Regions from separate parts of the Homo sapiens genome. Here all the other regions are linked to region 1. The links are chromatin contacts, found by Hi-C or POLR2A ChIA-PET in ENCODE. All regions are on one chromosome and are shown on one strand. The core of a region is the stretch at or near the end of the contact, and the rest is flanking DNA. Distances in the headings are between cores, read along the strand shown.

Region 1 (2,700 bases), core at 155-2,654:
ACCAAACCAGCAAATAAACTCAACTTTTACAACAAATACTGATGTTCCCCCATCCCTCAAAGGCCTTTGACACTGAAAAGGAATACCAATTCGGTCTCTTCCAATTATTCATTACTTTACATGCATGTAAACTGTAGAGGAAATTTTTAAAGGGCCATTGAGGAGAGCCCAACAAACTCTACCCAAGGGAAGTGAACACCAGTTCCCAGGAAAGGTGCCAGGTGTGTCACATCTGCTGTGGTGACTTCTTGAGTAAGCAAGAAAAAGAAATGCATTAACTTTTCATGACACGTCATGGAACCTCATTCCCTATCTGCAAGCATCCAAGCAGGTAATCCAAAACCTACATACAGATCTATCATAGGTCCCGTTCGTTTCTCTTTCAACTTGACAGCAAGCTTCCTTTAATCTGCGAGTATCAAAAAGACATTTCTTGGCTTTAGTTTTTTTTTTTTCCCTTGACCCACAGAAGACAAAATGACTTAGGTGTCCTCTTTAAAAAAAAAAAAAACAAAATTCTCACAAATGCCCAGGTTTTTATAGGAGGGCAATGGACCCGGCGAGCTCTTAAACAACTCCTCCAAGACACAACTCAAAAAGAGAACTAATAAATGTTCAGTTGCTTCTCACCATCTACTCATTCCCCTCAATCCCACGCAGTCCCGAAAAGCATCCATATTACCTGAAACCTGGCGGGGAGGATGGAAGGAGAGAGAGCCAACAAGCTCAGGATTTACAAGTAAAGCTGGTTTCTACCCCGAAGATCCTGACAGCTCCGCAGAGTGCGGGCGCAGGGTCTGACAGTGCCCTCTAGAAGGGCTCTCCCACCCCATCCCCTCCCCTTAGAGACAAGTCCTCCTTCAAAAGTCACTGCCTCCGAGAGAAGATACCCCTTCACACCGCCCCAGGCCCCTCGGCAGGCTTCCTCAGCACCCGCCCCGCAGTCAGGCCCTCTAACCTGACCCGGTCCAGGCCCGGGCGGCTCACCCCTCCGGCCCGACCCCTCCCCCGCGCGGCCGCCCCTCCGCGTCAGACAATGGGGCCCGACTCCCGGCCGCCAGCCTCTCCTGACCCATCACCCTCGCCTCACCCCAGCCGATGCCCCGACTTCTGCCCCAACCCTCCTCGACCCCTTTAAGATCCCCCAAGCTGGCCCACGGACCCAGCCGACCGGTGCTCTCCTGAACTCACTATTCGGGATTCATGCTGGACATGTCACTGCAGCTGCCGCCGCCGCCACCGCCGCCCTTGCTGCCGCAGCCGCCGCCCTGACTCTCCGCGCCACGGGTAATCGAAAGAAAGGAATGAGATAGGCTGTTCCGGGAGAGCAAACGTCTTCCCCTACTCCGTCCCCTAGAACACAATCAGCAGCCGCCGCCACTCAGCTATCGCTTCCACCCAAAATGGCCGCCGGCGAACCAGGAAATAGGGAAGCCTTAGACCGAGGGGCCTTTACACGGCCCAGAGGGCGGCCGCACCGCCTGGCATGCCGGGAAAGGGAGTCGCGAGCGCGGCTACGCGAGCTGAGGACAGACAGTGCGACGCAAGGCCAGGACTCAGCTTCCCGCCAAGCGCCGCGCCTCTGGGGCATGCGTACCTGAAGGGTTGTCGCCCGCCCCATTCCCCACTCCCTCACCTCCCCACCCTCGGCCCCTCCCTGCTCCCCTCCCCTCTGACTCGCTGGCTAGGACTTCGCTCGGACTCCCCCTGGCGGATTGGCTAAGGCCGAGCTGCCCTAGTGATGTCATCAGTGAGACGTGGCAGCCGGGCGAGTCAGCGCCCCACGGGGGAGGGGGCGGAGAGGGGCGGAGGGTGGTGCCGGCGGCCGACGGAGGCTGGGGGTCGGGGGAGGCAAGGGACCGGGGGGAGTGGTCAAACCGGAGGGACTGCCGGGGGTGCGGGGGCGGGGAGGGGGCCGGGGTACGAGCGTGTCGGCTCCTGCCTCCGTTGCGGCTGTTGCTGACCTGACCAGCTTGAGGCTTGCGCCACCCTGGTGGCGCTGGTTGGGGGCTGGTAGGAGGACGTCCGCTCTAAGAACAGAAGGGAAGTCAAGGGGCTCCCTGGACGGCACGGAGCGGTTCTTCTCGTCACTCACCCATCCCCACCTGGGTTCGGTCATCGTCCATTGTTGGCCCCGCGCACTACCATTTTCTTCTTAGATTTCTTCCCATTCTTACTGTGCCCCGCTCTTAACTCGTCAGCCTGGCTATTGCAGTAGTCTCCAAATGGACTCTACCTCTCTCTCTCCTCTCCGCCCCAGCCCATTTGCACACACAGTCGGATGTATCTTTCTGAGACAGCACCTGCATCGTGACCCCACAACCTTCAATGGCTCCACATCCCATGGATGGGAGGGACACAGCCCAGAGCCAGCCTAAAATCCAATTCCTACCTTCGTCCCGGCCTTCAGGTTGAATTGTAATGTATTATCTTTTAGTTGCTACTAACCCTGAGCCATTCTGCAAGACTGGAAAATAATAAGCAATAAAAATAGGCAATTCATCACTATATAGTGCCTACAATTTCTGGGAGTAATATTAACTCATTTTTAAAAAACCTATGGCCTTAACAGCTCTCTTTAATCAGCTCAGGAATTTAAATCTCCGCTAAACTTTAACACATTATCTTGAGTTATTTAATTACAAAGGGCATAGTGTAATACATTGTCCAAAGTTTATCTTCCAACTTCTAAGAACTAAG
Region 2 (2,700 bases), core at 71-2,570, 4.8 Mb after region 1:
TACTAAAAATACAAAAATTAGCCGGGCGTGGTGGTGGGCACCTGTAATCCCAGCTACTCAGAAGGTTGAGGCAGGAGAATCGCTTGAACCCGGGAGAAGGAGGTTGCAGTGAGCCGAGATCGCGCCATTGCACTCCAGCCTGGGCGACAAGAGCAAAACTCCCTTTCAAAACAAACAAACAAAAACAATAATCTTGTGAGTGTTTTCATCTAGAATTAAAAGGGAGGGGAAAACCCCAAAAGAGATTTAAGCAAAGAATCTTAGGGTTTAATGCCATTCTGTAGGTTCAGGAAGTCTCTGAGCTTTAAAAAGCCGCTCGCGTGAAAGTAATTAATTATTCCATCACTTCCCGGGGGTGGAGGGGGGTGCGGAAAAGGCGCATGAGCTCAATGCTGTATACTGCAGCCCGATTCCAGCTCTTTCTTGAGGGCAGAAAAAACGCCGAGCGGCGAGCATTTAACAACGGCCGGCTTTTCTTCTCAAGCCCCGCAGCAGCCACGTGGCGCCTGCCCTAGCTCCCGGCTCACCGGCCACTAGCCTGCACCGCTCTTCGGGAGGATTCGAGGCTGGGCCCTCGCCAGCCCGAGTTCCGCGAAGCCCAGAACCTCCAGGGCCGCGGCCACCAGACCGAGGGCTCCGGCCCCGAACCCAAGCGGGGCAGAGCGCCCAGGCGACACGAGGTGCCAGCCTTCCATTCGATGGACGCCTGGCAGGTCCCCGGAAGTTTTCCCCGGGGACAGGTCTTGGCAACAGGTCCGAGGCAAGGCCGGGTGGAGCAGAGCTCCGCAGCGGCTGGTGAATCAGCGCCGCCCAGCGCCGGACCGGCCCTCCCAGCCAATGCCAGACCCGGTGAGGAGCAGCCAGGCTGCTGACCATCAGCCACTTAGGGCTCGCCTGGCCTGGAGAAAGGTGACATCATCGTAGCTGGGAGGTTTCCGAAGGCTTCACCAATGGGAGACCGGCGAGGTGCTTGCCTTCTGCAGCTCTTGGCCAATACTAACAAAGCAAAAGGGGGCCCGGGTTGTTGGTATAGAACCAATGGGAAACAAGGAAGGAGCACGAGGCGGAGTTGCGAATCCTGTCACCAGTTGGAAAGAGGGGGTGGAGCCCGGGCCTTGTCAAGTGTGACCAACCAGCGAGAGGAGCGGACTTTGCGGGGTGGAGCCCTGAAGCCCTCTCCCAATCGCACAAGTGTAGGGGCGGGGCATTCTTTGGGGGGCCCAATGAGGAACGCGGCCGAAGCTGGCCTGTCAAGAGAAGGGGCTGGGGGCGGGGAGATGGTGAGTCGGGGATAAACACTCCGCGGCGGTGGCGGCTGCTGCTCTGCTCCGGGTTCTGTCACTGTGTCGGCGGTGCCCAGCTCACTGGCCCCCTCCCTCTCTTGTCGAGCGTGGTTGCCAGAGAGGCTCCCTCAGCCCTGCTCCGCGGGGTCCACAGCGGGCTCCACAGCGGGCTCCATAGCGGGCTCCACAGCGGTCCGGCGGCGGCAGCGAGCCCGTGGGCAGTGGGGGTTGGTCCCGTGGCTCCGGCCCCCGGTGCAGAATGGCGGCGGCGGTTCGGATGAACATCCAGATGCTGCTGGAGGCGGCCGACTATCTGGAGCGGCGGGAGAGAGGTGCACGGGGACGGGGAGGGGTCCACTCGAAACGAGGCCGGGGGTCCTGTGGGGCCGGCCTCAGGTCCGGGCGCCCAGCCGCTCCGGGGGTGGTTGGAGGCGGGGAGACCGCGAGCGCTCCCAACCCCTCTGGCTCTCCCCACGCGCGGTCCGAAGGGAAGCCGCCGCTGCCCCAAAGCAATGAATGGGGTGGAGAAGGGGCTGCCGCCCGCCGGGGTCCCGAACGCCGCCCCTTCCCCAGCCCTTCACGAGTGGGTGGCCGGGGCCCCCTCCGATAGCCTCCCTGGTTTACCTCACCCGGGCTGGTCCCGGCCGGCCCCCAGGTGGGCCCGGCGCCCCAGTCTCCTGGGCAGAGGAGCAGCGCCTCCCGGTCCCCGGCTCACGGTGCTTGCCCCGCACCTTCGCCTGAGCTGGTTCCACTTAACCCGCACCAACCTGCTGGATGTAGCCAGTGGGAAACCCAGGCTGCGTGAGCCTAGCCACTACTGTGTCTTTCTCAACAATGAGCAGCTGGAATCCTCCTTACACCTGCTCCGAATTGACGATATTCACACAATTTTTTTTTAAATCATTGTTCTCAGAATTCCACCTTACTCCATTTAATTATTTCCACAATATTCTTTTAAAGATAAATAAAGGAAAAAGGAAATACTGTAGAGAGGAGAGAGCATTAAATATTCTGGGCCCATTCATTAACTGGATCCTCCTGTTTTCTAGAAGCTGAACATGGTTATGCCTCCATGTTACCATACAATAACAAGGACAGAGATGCCTTAAAACGGAGGAACAAATCCAAAAAGAATAACAGCAGTAGCAGGTAATTTGGTAAATACTTCTTTCTGTCTTTTAGATTATATTGTAGGTGACACAAACTGCTGAATGTAAGTTTTCTGTTGTGATTATAACCCTATAAAATTACATTGTGGCCGTCATGATTCAGTAATGTACACATGGACTTAAGCCATTGCAGGAAGCTGTTTCTGTTTGGGTTGAGGGAACTGAAAAGAAAAATAGAAATGTTTTACATTTCTTTATGAACTTTATTCAAAATTTAATTTCACTTTTCTTCCCTTTTGGAACAAAAA
Region 3 (2,700 bases), core at 137-2,636, 3.7 Mb before region 1:
TGTTCATAAGTGAGCATTTTTTCAACAATCAACTTTTTGTAAATTGATCCCTTCATCTAATTCACCTCTGCCAACTAGGCCTTTACGCCCAGAAGTAGTTGATTTGCAATATATCTTCTATAAGCTGAAATACCATCTTGCAAGGGTCGAGAATAAAATAAAAAGGCCAGAAAAGATCAACGTACCCTTTTTAATAATAAAAAGTAAAGTACCAGGTAAAAGGCCTTTCCTTCCAAGAGAGATAGGCCATAACTATCCCGGGATGGTATGTGTAGTACAGTGCTCTGCTTAACAGAATGTACCATTAAAGCGGTGAATGCTACACTAAGAAACATCATTAACAAATTTATTTTAAAAATAGGTATGAAGGTTCCAATCATCACTATCACAGTTCGTTTTCAGCTATTTAAGGTCTGGCTGAAGTGTTTAAGACACCCACAAACCCGCAAGGGAGGGAAAAACCACCACCCTGCTCCCGGGAGTTTAATGAAAATTAGCAGGTAAGAGAGGCCTCGGCAGCACGCTGGAAATCAAAGAGGGCGGCCGGAGGATTTGGACTGCGGAGGAAAGCCTCGTCCTCCGACCCCACCTCCCCGCACCTTCCCGGCAGGGCGAAGGAGGCGAAGGCGGCGAGGGGTTCATTACTGCCTTCATTAATTGACACCTGTAATGAGGAAACTTTCCGAGAGCCCAGAGCGCCCGGGCCAGGCCGAGCCGGAGCTCCGCGGCGGCCGCCTCTCGGGCGCCCAGGTAACCCGGCCGGGCTGGGCCCGAGGCGCCGCGGCGGCCGCGCCACCGCGCACCTTCCCGGGGCGCTAGGCCCGCACGCCGCCCGGCCCGGCCGTCGCCTCCCGCAGGCCGCGGCAGCCCGGGGAGGCCAGAGAGCTGCGCGAGGACCCCAAACCGTGCACCCCGACAGGCCGCTACCGCGGCTACTTACTTTCATTTAACACCTCCACCAGGTCTGCGCAGTTCTCGCACATCGTTCGGCCGCCGCCCCCCCCCTCCCCCGCTTCGGATCACACTGACTGATCCCGACCGGCGGGGGGGAGGGGAGAGAGGCGGAGGAGGGGGCCGGCCGGCCGGCGGGGCGGGGAGGCGACTAGGGCGGGCGGCGGCGGGGACGGGGCGGGGAGCAAGAGAATGGGGGAGGGGGCCGGCGGTCCCCGCAGCGGGAGGGGGAGAGGAGGGGAGCGAGGGGAGGTGCGCAGGCCGGAGGGGCGCCGAGGCGCCGGCGGCGGGGAAGGGGGGGAAGGACGGGGGGAGGGGAGAGGGGGGGAGGGGGCGGGTGGGGAGAGAAGCAGCAGAGTCACTTCACCGACCAGACGCCGCGGCCACCGCCGACGCCGCCGCCATTTTAACAGAGCGCTCGGGCTGCGCTCGGCTCTTTCCGCCCGGGCTTAGGAGCGGACGAGAGGCGCCTCGCGCTCTCATTCCTCCGCCTCCCTCCCTTTCTCGCCTCTCCTCCGCCCCCCACCTCTCCCTCCGCACACACGCCGCACGCTCCACACCCCGCCGTGGCCGGCTCGCCGCCCTCCCTTTCCTCTTCCGTCCGGCCTCCCCGCCCTCGGTCCACCCCCTCCGCGCGCTCGCCCACCCCGCCCAGCCCGGATCTCTGTCAGCGGCCGGAAGGGAAACGCGAAGCCAGCGCGGCCGCGGGGGGAGTCCGGGTGAGTAGGAGAAGATGGCGGAGGCAACGGACGGGTCGCGGTTGCGTGGCGTCGCCCACCACGACCCACTCCACGGGCTCTGAGGCCCGGGGAGCGCCAGGTCACTCGCTCCGTCCTGTCCCCCGCCCCTGGGCTTCGCCATTTTTCCCCAGGGCCTGGGTCGGGGAGTTGGTGCGGGTTTCTTTGGTGTCCCCGGCCTCTTCCGCGCTTAGGCTTTTGGGGTACGGGAAGCAAGGAGTCAACTTGGGTGCCGGGCCGGGTCTACGCCGTAGCCCTCTTTCGGGCGCAAGGGCCACTCCCCCCGGGGTCTGAGAGTGAATCAGCCCAGGGCCCGGCTTAACTGCATCGGTGATTATCGCTACCCTGCAGTTCCTTGAAGGTCCTCCGTCCTGGAGCAGTAAGATCCTTGACGTAACTAGAAATGGCAGGGTAAGGAGTGTTTGCCTGACATCGTCTCGTTTTTACGGAAGAGGGCCCCTCACGATGTGCCCATCAGCCCCACCTGAAATAGCAAGAAATCTTCTTCAGCAGAGAGCGAATAACAAGGATATTAAGATAAAGAACAGGTGAAGGGGGCAGTCAGCTGAAGCTTGTAAGGGAATTTTCCTCACGCCGGCACTTACCCCTTGCTTGCTAATTTTTGTGTTCAACGTGTTTACATAGACATGTGACTGCAAAGTCCGAAAGATCGTGTACAGAATCTCTGAACGGTAACCAGAGTGTCTGTCAAGGCTCTGTAGTCATTCTCTCGATAGCTTTTGTGGAGGTTATGGCACGCCCATCTCTCCATGCCAGAACCACCTGGTTCCAAATGCTTTGCCTTTCTGCTGCTTGAAGTTGATACTATAAACAGTCTGCCCAACCCGTTTTGTTTCCCACTAGCAGGTGATCCTTAGGATTGTAGTTCTATTCTACCATCATCTTCCCTTCTTCCTTGTCTTTCTCACAGAATTGGGTTTTTGCAGACTTACTTTGGATCCTGAGGCAGACATTCGTTGTCCACTCAACATACATTCCCACGTATCCCTTT
Region 4 (2,700 bases), core at 106-2,605, 3.1 Mb after region 1:
AGGTAACAGGCTAAAAGGGCGTCGTTGATTTCTTGGCTGCAGCGACAGAGGCGGGAGACACACCCCTAGCGTCGGTCTGAAACACTACAGCAGCGAATTCTACCTAGGGATTAATGTGAGGGTAAGGAAAGACAAATTAAAATCGCCATGATTCAAAAACAACCACTCCAAGAGAGAGACACAAGAAGGTACCAAAGAAAATGAAAAAACCCTTGGTAGTAACGGAAGCATGAAAAATTAAGCGCCCCCATTTCTCCCAAACCAAGTTCGCGTATGTTTTCGTGAACAAACACCTTGGATCTTTCCGGTTCGCCAGGGCAGCGAGCAAAGCAGCAGCGAACGGAAACCCCGCAGGGCTGCGCACCGCAGCTAAACCGACGCTCGCAGGAGAGGGGAAGTGAGTGGCAGGGTTCCCTGCCAAGACTCACTGCTGGGAAACAGGCAGTGAGTGGAAGCAGCAGCAGCTCTGGAGAGTAAGTGGGTCTTATGTAAAGTGCCATTTGCCACATATTGTTATTTCCAAAGGATTTCAGAATACCCTCGAACTCGAAAAACAGAGTGAGTGTGGAGGGGAGGGGGGTGCTCCACGTGGAGGAGGGTCGCGAGAAGGAGAGTGCGCCGGGCTGATGGTCAGCGGTGCCCGCGGGGGTCGATGCCGGGCGGGACCGGCGGCGCGGGGGTGGGGCGACGGCGGGGCGGCGGCCGAGCAGCAGAGGGGCGCCCCGCAGAGGCCGGGGGCGGGCGCGGGGGCCCCGCCGCCGTCCTGTCAGCAGCCGCCCCGCCGCCCTCTCCGGCTCGCCCGCAACCGCCGCGGGACCCGCCGGGCCCGGGTCTCTGGAATTTTCCACGGGGGACAGCCGACCGGGGGCGTCGGGGCTCGCCCCCGCACCCGACCCGGACGGCGGCAGTAGGGGGAGGGATGGTGCATCGAGGAAGCCAAGGTCTCACCATTTTGCTCGGCGGGTCGGCGGCTCGCTGGCTCGCTGGCTCGGAGAAGTGTTGCGCTCAGGCTGGCTCGCAGGAAACGGCGGCGGCGGCCCAGCTGCGGCCCTCGGGTCGCCGGCGGGGAGGGGGCGCGCGTGGGGGAGGGGAGGCGGCGCCGCGGGGCCCGCGCCGGCCGGGCGATTGGGCACGCGAGGGAGCGGGCAGGGTAGGGGGAAATAAATTAAGGTCGAGATTCAGAGCCGGAGAGCGCGGGAGGAGCAGCGGCGAGAGGCAGGAGAGGCAGAGAAGAAGAAAGGAGGGGGAGAGGGGGCGAAGACGGCCGGGAAACTCGGGGGCTGCAGCCTCGCGCTCGCGCCGGAGCCGTGACGGACTCACTGCAGCGGCTCGCGCTGACCCGCAACCTCAAGGCACGAAAAAAGGGGAGGGCGGAGAGGGAGGGGAAAGCGGAGTGCTGCAGCGCGCGGGGCGGGGGCGGGGCTTCCGCGAGCGCCGCACATCCGGGAACCTGCGCGCCCCGCTGGGCGGCGAGTGCCGCGGCGCTCTGGCGAGCTCTGGTTGGGGAACGCTGAGCGCGCGGACCACGTTCGCCCCTCAGCCGGCCGCCCCTTGCGTGCAGGGTGGGGGGAGGCCAGGGGCGGGGGCGCGGACGTCGGTGACGTCGCGTGGCGGAGCCCTTCCGGTCATGTGGCTGGAGGCGGGCGGGGAAGAAGGCAAGGCTGGGAGGGGAAGGAGGAAATGCGAGGGTTCCCCGGCGGGAGGAAGCGCGAGGGGTGCGCGAGTGCTAGCGAAAGGGGGACAGGGGCCCTGGAGTGGAAGCCTTGCGGGAGAGGAGGAGCAGAGGAGCAGTCTTAGGGTGTCAGAACCACCCGGATGCCGCACCAAAAAACAGGAAAAATCCAAGTCCTGCGAGAGGCAGTCAAAGGTATCTGTGCATCCGTGTACCGACTTGGATCCACTACAGAATTGCACGGCCCATCAGGACTGCTGTCACCCCGGTGCAGCACCCGCAGGCCCATCTGTAATATGAATTGGCAGAGTCAGGAACCAGGTTGCAAAGACAGAGAAGCGAGCCAAAGCTGGCCGCAGCCCGAGGCGTGGGGAGAACCTGGGCAAACGAGGAGAAGGGATACTTCCCACTCGCAGAAAGACTTTCCACCCAGCTCTGCATTCCCATAAACCGTCCAGACTCCCCTTTGGCGGAGTCCATCAGTTTTTGTTTAAAAAAAGAAAAAAACTCGAATGTAGATTGCCCGCTTATCCTTTTAGTAGAGCTATATCCACTCCTGTGGCAATTATCTTCCCAGAAAATTCAGATTACAATAGGAAATTACATCCAGAAAAGCATAAGGAGGAAATTTATGTTCGAGAGAAGAAATAAAGCTGTCAGGAGAGGTGTGATGAGGATAACGAAGAAAACATTTTGCAACTATTTTAACCAGTTATTCCTTTACAAGCCTTGATAATCGCCCGCACTCGTGTGTGTTTGAGAGTGTGTGTGTGTGTGTGTGTGTGTGTGAGAGAGAGAGAGAGGATGTTTTCTGAGTGATCGGAAACTCCTTATTGATAAAGCCTTTGAGTCATTTTATAAAAAGCCATTGTGTTGTTTTTTTTTAAAAAAGTCTTAATGATCCTTACATGAGAACTTTATTCTTTTTATGTGCTAATTATTTTTCCATATGATGAGCATGCATTTTTTTCTAATAAACGCTCAGCGATTTGCCCTAGGACTAAATGGTTCCTGTCTCTCTTTCTCTC
Region 5 (2,700 bases), core at 49-2,548, 3.2 Mb before region 1:
ACTGAATCCTCACAGCAAGCCTACACGATGGCTAAAAAGAAATGATCCCATAGCTGGGGGAGATTAAGCCAAATACTTTCCAGGACACCAGGCCTTTAACATCTGCCCCAACCTAGCTTTCTAATCTCACCTCTTCTGTAAACATACTACTATTCTCCAACCCAAAAGAACTACTATACTCAATATACACTCGGGCAAGATCTCTAAACCTCTGTCCTGACTTTTCCTTCCAGATTTTTCTATTTCAACTCGATTTCTCTTAATCTTAACTCTAAAAAGCAAACATTTTCCTCCAATTTTATAAGTGAATCTTTGGCACAGAGGTTACAGGTCACTAAGACATGAAGTAACGGAAGCAGAGAATGAAACTCTGGTCTTCCTGATTTCCAACGTGTGCCACACACTTCCACAAAAAAAACAAATAATTGTTTCTTGATTTGCCTATGTTTCACTGCACATGCGGAGACGACATCAACGTAACTTTTCCGCAACTATTTCAAACACGACACGTAAGTCGGTTCCCACATCCATCCCAGTACAATGGGCCCCGCCCCAATTTAGACTCGGAGAGTTCACCCAATTCGTCTCAACAGTTGTGCCAAGTGAAGTTTATTTAATAGTTCTTTAAATAAGAATAACAAAGCTGAAAGATACTGTGCATTCTACCAGTTCCAATAAGCAATAAGCGACAGCCCTCAAGCGTCAGATCCCTAGTGAAGACTGCATGCAATCCTCGGCATTTTGAACTGCTTTCGGCTCCAATATGAATGATGCACAGTGCAGGATGAAAAACTAAGGGAGATTAAGATGCAAAATGGGGCAAGTCCAAAGGCCTCCATACTCCGGGTTGGCGATCATCGGCAGAAAAACAGAAATAAGGATCCCTCCACTGGGCTGCTTCTATAGGGAGGACAAGAGAGGATCACCCGAAGAAATGGGAAATGAGCCAAACCCGCTCAAGCCCACGATGAGAGCGCAGAGCACAACCCCGCGGCGCCGCGGGTCAGGCCATGAGAGTGATACCTTTGGCGGCGGAAATGTTGCTGAAGCGGATCTGGGCTGGCTTGTCGCGGTCCTGATAGGCGCCTTTCCCGCGGCCGCCGGCAGCCCCGGCAGTCGCCCCGCTCCGGGGTGCCACATTCTCGGGCATGGCAAACTCCGCTGTGTCTGGGTTGGCTCGGGAAGGACGGATGGACCCGGATTCTGGCCGGCCGCAGTGTAATAACGGTAAGCCCTCACTGCCTTCACGAACCTTCCAGAAAGCGGCGCCGGCGTCGGGAGGAGGCGGAGGCGGAGAAGGGGGCCTTCCTTGCCGCGCGGCGCTGGCGTGACGTAGGAGGCTGTCCGCTGCGCGCCGGGCGAGGAGGATGCGTGCGGTGGGCTCCGGGCTGGCGAGATTGTACGCCCGGGGCGCTGTGGGTGAAGAGCGCCGGGGGAACCTTTACGCGAGGCAGCAATGACAACGCGCGATTTTAAAGGCGAGTGGTGAGGACATCCGCATTTCCTCACTCCACCTTGCACGGCTATGAGGTCCCCTCCTTTTTTTTTTTTTTTTTTTCTTTTTTTGGATACAGTCTCACTCTGTTGCCCAGGCTGGAGTGCAGTGGCGCAAAATCTCGGCTCACTGCAGCCTCCGCCTCCCAGGTTCAAGCGATCCTCCTCAGCCTCCCGAGTAGCTGGGATTACAGGCGTCCGCCACCATGCCCAGCTAATTTTTGTATTTTTAGTAGAGACAGGGTTTCACCATGTTGGCCAGGCCGGTCTCGAACTCCCGACCTCAGGTGATCCACCCGCCTCGGGCTCCCAAAGTGTTGGGATTACAGGCGTCAGCCACGAAGCCCGGCCTTTTTTTTTTTTTTTTTTTTTTTTGACAGAGTCTCGCTCTGTCGTCCAGGCGGGAGTGCAGTGGGGCGATCTTGGCTCACTGCAGCCTCGACCTCCGGGGCCCAAGCGATCCTCCCGCCACAGCCTCCCAACTAGCCAGGACGACAGGTGCCCGCCACCATGCCTAGCGAATTTTTGTATTCGAAACATAGCGAGACTGGGTTTCGCTGTGTTGCCCAGGCTGGTCTGACCTCCCCGGCTCAAAGCGGTCCACCCTCCTCAGCGTTTCAAAGTACTGGGATTACAGGCGTGAGCCACCGCGCCCACCCGGAGGTGCCCTCCTTTAACTCCGGCTGGATCTATCCGCGAGGTGGGGTGGGCGCCGGAATAACTCTCTAAGGGATATGACTGAGTCTGTTTTTGCCCGGCCACATAGACCTGCATTTTATGCAGTTTTGTTCATTTTGAAAGGGAGTCAGAAAAGGGAGATTTGGAATGAGGCGAGGTTAGTTATCTCGTATTGGTTGATACTGGGTGGTGGAGGTTTGACAGACTGCCAAATCAGGTCTGTCTAGTTACCACCGCCCGCTTGTTCTACACTAGTGTCTCCTGCATGACGTAGCCACTGACTCTTAGGGAACGTAAACATTATAATAAAGATCATTTATTTCCGTTATCTGCTAAGCACAGTGCTAAACCTTTACACGTTTTATATCTCGTTTAGTCCTCACAATAATCCTTTACTTAAAAGGTGAGAGAACTGGAGCCCAAAGAAGGAACTGAAGCCCAGGGTAAACGAGTCAGTAGATAGAAGCAGTATTCCAATACAAAGCAAGGACCAGAAGCCATGAGCTAAACTGCTGGTCTCCTATGACC
Region 6 (2,700 bases), core at 123-2,622, 3.6 Mb before region 1:
CATGTGCAGGCCCCTGAAAAACTGATCTTTCCTACTTCACATGCCACTCTGCAAAACCGGAGAGCTTTCGAGTTTCCTTGCTGGAGGAACAGGGAGTCGGCAGCCCCTCCCTCCCCCATCCCAAGCTCTCCACCGAGGGGGCCACGTGATGCAGGCGGACGTTTCAATGCTGCTGCACTAAATATTTCTGGAAACTTCCACTCCTAATAATTTACAGAGATGTTCCTGAAATCACCCCAACTTCTCCCCAGCCCCAGGGGCTGGGGAACCCCTCCCACCCCGCGCGGGGCCCCGCTTCACTATCACACTCCTCGCCTTCCTCCACCGCCACCCGCACACGCGAATGACCCAGCAAGCGCTCCCCTCCCGAGGCCGCCTCCCCGCCTCCATCCCCCAGCGGCAAAAGCGGCTCCATTCAATCGCAGGCTCCGCTGTGGGCCCGCCGCGCCCCCGGCCCGCCCGCCGCCTCCCGGGCTCGCTTCCCGCGGCCGCCGCCGCCGCGCCCCACGCCGGCCTCCTCCCGCCCGCCCGGCCGCGCCGCCGCCCGACCCTCGGCCCCGAAGACACAGTCGACTTACCCAGAGATTGAACCAACTGCTCCTTCCTTCCTCGTTGGGGGATTAGGGCGAGGGAAGGTGGGGAGGGGGGAGAGGGGACGAATCAAGGTGGGTTTCAGTTTTCCCACCTCAAAAAAGGAAATTAAAAAAACGGACAGGAAAAGGGCAAAAAGAGCTCAATAATATTTACTATTTCAGGGACGCTTCCCCCAACACACACACACACACACACACACACACACACCCGCCCCCCCCCAAAAGGGGAATTAATCTGGGGAATAAATGCTCCCGCCCGGCTGGGGAGTGAGGGAAGGGGGAGGGAACGGGGTCAAGTCCCAAAGATTCAGCCCCAGGGGGACCCTCCAGCCACAGGCAGCAGCAGAAGCGGCAGGAGTAGGGGGTGTAGAGTCCACACGGCCGGGGAGACGCTCTGCTGCCAGTTGCAGTCCGACTCCCCCCTACCAAAACACGGCTCCCTCTCTCACGCGGCTCCGGCGCTGGCCCCCCCCCCCCCAAGGCTCGCCTAAACTTTCCCCCCTTCTCTTGTTCCTCAGCGACTGGTGGTTCCCCCCTCCCCCTCTGGGTGGTTGCACGGACTGCAGCAGCAAAGACTGGAACAGGCACCGCCGCCGGGGCTGTAGCTACTGTTGCTCTTGCTGATGCTGTAGCTCCCGCTGCTCCTGCCGCGGCCGCTGCAGCCGCTTCTCCCCCTCCTCCTAGTGCCTCAAACTCGGAACCGGTTGAAACCGGTTCAGACTGGGAGATTCCATCTCGGTTGAGTTTTCAGCCCATGGCGCCGCGGAGCGTTTGGAACCTGGGCCTCCGCCCCCAGCCCGCCCTCCTATTGGTCAGTTCCAGCTACAGCCGCGCCATGAGCCTATCTCTCATTGGCCCGAGCGCCAGTCAATCCCGCCTCACGGCTCCACACGAGCCCGCCGCTTCGGCCCCTACCTCTTTTCAGCAGCGATTTGCCCGCAGAGTGGGGGAGGGGAAGTGGGGAGGGTCGAAAGGCAAGAGGAGAGGGGTGGAGGAGGAGGAGGTGGGACGAAGAGCAGGGATGAGTAGAAAAGAGAGCGAAGGAAAGCCGCGTGGAGGATTCGTTCGAACGAGCTGTCAATCAAGAGCAGCCCGCCCTCGAGCTCTCGACTTCCCTTCCCCCTGCGGCCCTCTCCCTCCCGGTGCCTAGTTCGCAGGCCCGGCCTTTCTCGCCCGCTCATTGGCTGGGCCTCTTCGGTGACGGAGAGGGTGGGGCGCAGCTCGTGAGCTGGTGGCGGCGCGAGTTTGATCGGGGCGCGCGGCAGCGTTCTCTTTGCTTCCCCCGGACTCGGCCGGCCCGCCCCCACCGGCTCCCGCCAACCTGCGGGGGCCTGAGCCCGCGGGAATCAGGATCCGCCCTTCGGATGGGGGCTGCGTTCGGAAAAGGGAGGGCACACCCAGTTTTGAACTCTGGAAGGGGTGGAGAAAAGAGGGAAAAAGAACGCTTCCGAGGCCAATTTTAGGCCCCAGACCTCTCTAATCCATTTTAGAGGCCTGGTTTTGGGGCCAGGTAGCTGAGAGAGGGGTTGGGGTGAGGCGCAGGGCGTGCATTCTTGGCGCCTCGTGATCTTCTCAGGGTGTCGGAAAAGATATCGAAATACTTCTTGGGAAAGTCTCCTTAAAATTTCAACTCTGTCTCTCCAGGCTGGAATTTGGCTGCTTCAACAAGCAACCTTTCCTGAAAACCAAAACATTGTAATCCCAAGTGATTGGTTTGACAGCGCATGTTTTGGCTGGCTGAGCTTGCATGCCAACTGCGTCCCACCTGGTGCCCTTGATCTGCAACACTCAGATTTTCCTTTTACCCTAGCTGCACTTCACGTACTAAATCATCATCAAATAGTATTTTCTGTGAAAGTCACATGCACGTTGCCTTTCACGTGGTTGCCTCTCGTTTGTTCCCAAGCGTCCTCCAAATCAGCTTTACAGATTGTTCTTTGCTTAAGAGCAAATAGCCCACCAAAATTTACTAGGCCCTTTGTGCCACCAAGAGGTAGATAAATGATTTATTGAATTAATAACAATTTTCTTTAGCAAATGTTCATCCACGATGGACTATGGCTAACCTCAAAGCACCACTTATTCTAACTCCCCCTCCAATAAAGAA
Region 7 (2,700 bases), core at 46-2,545, 3.5 Mb before region 1:
TTCTCCTGCCTCAGCCTCCTGAGTAGCTGTGATTACAGGCTCTCACCACCATGCCTGGATAATTTTTTTGTATTTTTAGTAGAGACAGGGTTTCACCATGTTGGCCAGGCTTGTCTCGAACTCCTGACCTCAGGTGATCCACCTGCCTCGGCCTCTCAAACTATTGGGATTACAGGTGTGAGCCACCACGCCCAGCCAACCTCTGGGACTCCTTATATTGGGCGAGAAGATTGAATTTAAAAGACTACTAATAATTGCTACTAGTGGGATAGCCAGTGGTGCTTTTGTGAAAGCACATTTAGTATCTAAGAATGGCATAAGTAGCTGTGAACATGAAGAACTGGTTAATACATTCATTGCTGTGGCTAGTACAGTCTTGAGATCATTACAGGGAAGTGGATGCTAAAATACAAAGTTCACATTTCATGAACTTGAATCATGATTGCTCTTTGGCTGAGCAATTCAAAAGGCTCTCTCAGAACAGGTTCAGTAAAGCCCACTTATATTTAATGCTGCTGGAGAAGAAAAGTGAAATGTCATGAAAGATATACTGAAATTAACCCAAGGCAGACCCTTTGCTATTTGCAGGTCTATAGTAGGACCATTTTACTTACTAGCTTTGTTCTGTGACCTTATAAGTGTCTCTTGAGCTTCCAGCACTCGATTTTTCCCTCAGATACATTTCCCCTGTACTGCTTATCTTGTAAAATTAACTACTGTGTAACAGATGTATGAGCCAAAGCTAATTTTATGAGAAACTTGAGTGAAAGGAAATCAATCTTTCAAGGTCCCTGAAGTCCTAAGATCATAAAGAAAAGGCTAAAGAAGTAGTTTCTGGCTTTTTGCTTTTGATTTCCTTCTTAGTTTCAGTTTTCTTTTTCTGAATCTCTCTCCCCAGATCTTCCCTGGCATATATAGATGCTCATAAACAAAACAATGACAAACACTGGGCTGTTAGAAAGGTCACAGCCCTGGCTGCCAAAAGACACAGTCAGGCTTGCTTGTTAGTGGAAATTTACAAATGATAATGCGCTGCCACTTTTGCTTTAAGAGCTACTCCCACTTGGGGACCTGAAACTGTAGTCTCCAACACAGCAAAAATTGACTAATTATTTGATTTACCGGGAGGAGCCCTACTGATCAAGTTCATTTACAGTTATTAGTTCATTCTACACACTGTCACAGTTTACTTTTGGCAACCACAGAAACTTAGTACTTTCAAGTGGCAAAAATTATATTATTGTTGAGTTACAAAATCATGGGCTATCCCCATTACCGTAAACCTAATCTTAACTCATGCTGAAGTTTAAAATTCTAAATTGTTTTCAGTTTTCCTCCTGGTTATGAGATTTTGTGTGTGTATGTGTTATGTAAAACACAAATCTAATGACTGTTTTGAAAAGATCTAGGCAAAGGGTCATGACAACAATTCAGCTATTTAGCACAACTCTCTGTAAACAAATCACCAGAGAAAGGCTTAAAGTGAAGTAATAATTCCGGCTCATTGTCAGTGAATAAACACCAGACAGCTATAGACATGTTTAATGCATTCCTGCACTCTCTTCAAATACAAATTAATACAAAATAGCATTTTGTGACTTGAAGTAATTGCCCACATGGCTGAGCTGTGTATCTCCAGGAGCTGAATAATTTAAGCGTGGATTTATGTATGGAACATGCAATGCTCTGAATAAATATTTTGAAATGAACATTTATTTCACAGAAGAGGCAAGGAAAGTGGAGAATAAATGCTGGCAAGGGAGACACTAGACACAAGTGACAATAGTGCAAGCCAAACTGTGCTCTGCTAGAGGTGTAAACAAACTACCGCCTCAGCACCAAGGAGGGACAATTTAATTCAGATGGGAGCACAAGCATCCCAGAGAAAGGGAAGTCATGCCTGGGCTTCCCGGGAAGATGAGTATTATTTTGATTAATACAGGAGGAGGGAAGACATTCCAGTGAGAGGAATGGTGGAGGGAGTGAAATAGAACGAAAAGCATCACCTAGGATAATTCTGGGTGAGGGAAGGGTGGATGGGAATGGTAGAGGTGAAATTGTGGGGCTAGGGGCTCATTTTGAAGAGCCTTGAATGTTGTCCTAAAAAGCATGAATCCATTAAAGAAAAAAAATTTTCTTGATGACATTTTTGTATCATTTTTTAAATTGAAAAATAAATAAGGCTGGGTGCAGTGGCTCATGCCTGCAATCCCAGCACTTTGGGAGGCCGAGGCGGGCAGATCATTTGAGGCCAGGAGTTCAAGACCAGCCTGGGCAACATAGCGAAACCCCATCTCTACCAAAAATGCAAAAAAATTAGCCAGACATGGTGGCACACACCTGTAATCCCAGCTACTCGGGAGGCTGAGGCAGGAGACTAACTTGAGCCTGGGAGGCAGAGGTTGCAGTGAGACGAGATCTTGCCACTGCACTCCAGAATGGGCGACAGAGTGAGACTCCGTCTCAAAATAATAATAATAATAATGATGATAAGAATAATCATAAACATAAACATTTAAATACTATGAAAAGTAGTGAAAAATACTCGGAGAAGTAAAAAGTTAGTTTTTTTTTCTTTTTCTGTCTTTATTTTTTATTTTTGCCTTACAGATTTCTAGGAATATAAAAAAGTTTTTTATATAATAATTCCAGGCCCGGCGCAGTGGCTCATGCCTGTAATCCTAGCACTTTGGGAGGCTG

The links. A loop is a pair of places that touch in the nucleus more often than their neighbours do. ChIA-PET counts read pairs that join two places held with the same protein, here RNA polymerase II (POLR2A). Pooled maps may share reads with other maps.
Region 2: a loop to region 1 is called in a pooled map, with 7 times the contacts of the local background. The contact joins the promoter of MXD1 here to the promoter of RAB1A in region 1. A Hi-C loop is called at or near these places in 1 of 50 pooled maps. POLR2A ChIA-PET finds 5 or more read pairs at or near these places in 2 of 52 experiments (RWPE1 and activated B cell).
Region 3: a pooled map shows a loop between it and region 1 (24-fold over the local background). The contact joins the promoter of USP34-DT here to the promoter of RAB1A in region 1. A Hi-C loop is called at or near these places in 6 of 50 pooled maps.
Region 4: a map of naive thymus-derived CD4-positive, alpha-beta T cell shows a loop between it and region 1 (11-fold over the local background). The contact joins the promoter of PPP3R1 here to the promoter of RAB1A in region 1. A Hi-C loop is called at or near these places in 1 of 168 maps with a recorded cell type or tissue (naive thymus-derived CD4-positive, alpha-beta T cell), 1 of 37 single-sample maps with no recorded cell type and 13 of 50 pooled maps.
Region 5: a loop to region 1 is called in a map of CD4-positive, alpha-beta memory T cell, with 32 times the contacts of the local background. The contact joins the promoter of CCT4 here to the promoter of RAB1A in region 1. A Hi-C loop is called at or near these places in 2 of 168 maps with a recorded cell type or tissue (CD4-positive, alpha-beta memory T cell and naive thymus-derived CD4-positive, alpha-beta T cell) and 7 of 50 pooled maps. POLR2A ChIA-PET finds 5 or more read pairs at or near these places in 1 of 52 experiments (T-cell).
Region 6: a loop to region 1 is called in a map of naive thymus-derived CD4-positive, alpha-beta T cell, with 19 times the contacts of the local background. The contact joins the promoter of XPO1 here to the promoter of RAB1A in region 1. A Hi-C loop is called at or near these places in 1 of 168 maps with a recorded cell type or tissue (naive thymus-derived CD4-positive, alpha-beta T cell) and 9 of 50 pooled maps. POLR2A ChIA-PET finds 5 or more read pairs at or near these places in 1 of 52 experiments (CD4-positive, alpha-beta T cell).
Region 7: POLR2A ChIA-PET joins it to region 1 with 10 read pairs in HepG2. The contact joins the enhancer-like site here to the promoter of RAB1A in region 1. POLR2A ChIA-PET finds 5 or more read pairs at or near these places in 2 of 52 experiments (A673 and HepG2).

The regions. Positions count from the first base shown.
Region 1 is chr2:65,128,702-65,131,401 of GRCh38, forward strand. It overlaps RAB1A (RAB1A, member RAS oncogene family), which reads right to left and starts at 1,405. Exons shown (of 6, transcript NM_004161.5): 1 at 1,192-1,405. The coding sequence starts at 1,214. RefSeq lists enhancers at 673-1,187, 1,184-1,443, 1,188-1,701 and silencers at 1,004-1,053, 1,554-1,903.
Region 2 is chr2:69,913,789-69,916,488 of GRCh38, forward strand. It overlaps MXD1 (MAX dimerization protein 1), which reads left to right and starts at 1,321. Exons shown (of 6, transcript NM_002357.4): 1 at 1,321-1,615; 2 at 2,333-2,432. The coding sequence starts at 1,543. RefSeq lists enhancers at 485-534, 547-1,152, 635-744, 845-1,044 and a silencer at 1,695-1,924.
Region 3 is chr2:61,469,710-61,472,409 of GRCh38, forward strand. USP34-DT (USP34 divergent transcript) reads left to right here and starts at 1,387. Exons shown (of 3, transcript NR_185882.1): 1 at 1,387-1,670. USP34 (ubiquitin specific peptidase 34) reads right to left here and starts at 1,378. Exons shown (of 80, transcript NM_014709.4): 1 at 941-1,378. The coding sequence starts at 983. RefSeq lists silencers at 700-1,119, 1,210-1,289, 1,320-1,629.
Region 4 is chr2:68,251,177-68,253,876 of GRCh38, forward strand. It overlaps PPP3R1 (protein phosphatase 3 regulatory subunit B, alpha), which reads right to left and starts at 1,356. Exons shown (of 6, transcript NM_000945.4): 1 at 949-1,356. The coding sequence starts at 951. It overlaps PPP3R1-AS1 (PPP3R1 and CNRIP1 antisense RNA 1), which reads left to right and starts at 427. Exons shown (of 2, transcript XR_001739527.2): 1 at 427-558. RefSeq lists silencers at 676-785, 966-1,015, 1,276-1,715 and an enhancer at 1,806-2,475.
Region 5 is chr2:61,887,358-61,890,057 of GRCh38, forward strand. It overlaps CCT4 (chaperonin containing TCP1 subunit 4), which reads right to left and starts at 1,299. Exons shown (of 14, transcript NM_006430.4): 1 at 1,024-1,299. The coding sequence starts at 1,150. It also overlaps a transcript of COMMD1 not described here. RefSeq lists enhancers at 327-888, 889-1,448, 990-1,069, 2,009-2,568.
Region 6 is chr2:61,536,984-61,539,683 of GRCh38, forward strand. It overlaps XPO1 (exportin 1), which reads right to left and starts at 1,373. Exons shown (of 25, transcript NM_003400.4): 1 at 579-1,373. RefSeq lists enhancers at 1-3, 1,098-1,357, 1,926-2,700 and a silencer at 1,848-1,987.
Region 7 is chr2:61,670,281-61,672,980 of GRCh38, forward strand. No RefSeq gene overlaps it. Among named protein-coding and RNA genes, the nearest start is that of XPO1, 130 kb to the left of the region's middle. RefSeq lists an enhancer at 714-953. Within about 2 kb of position 1,296, at least 26 of the 41 ENCODE cell types and tissues checked have a DNase peak (open chromatin) inside an H3K27ac peak, as active enhancers do.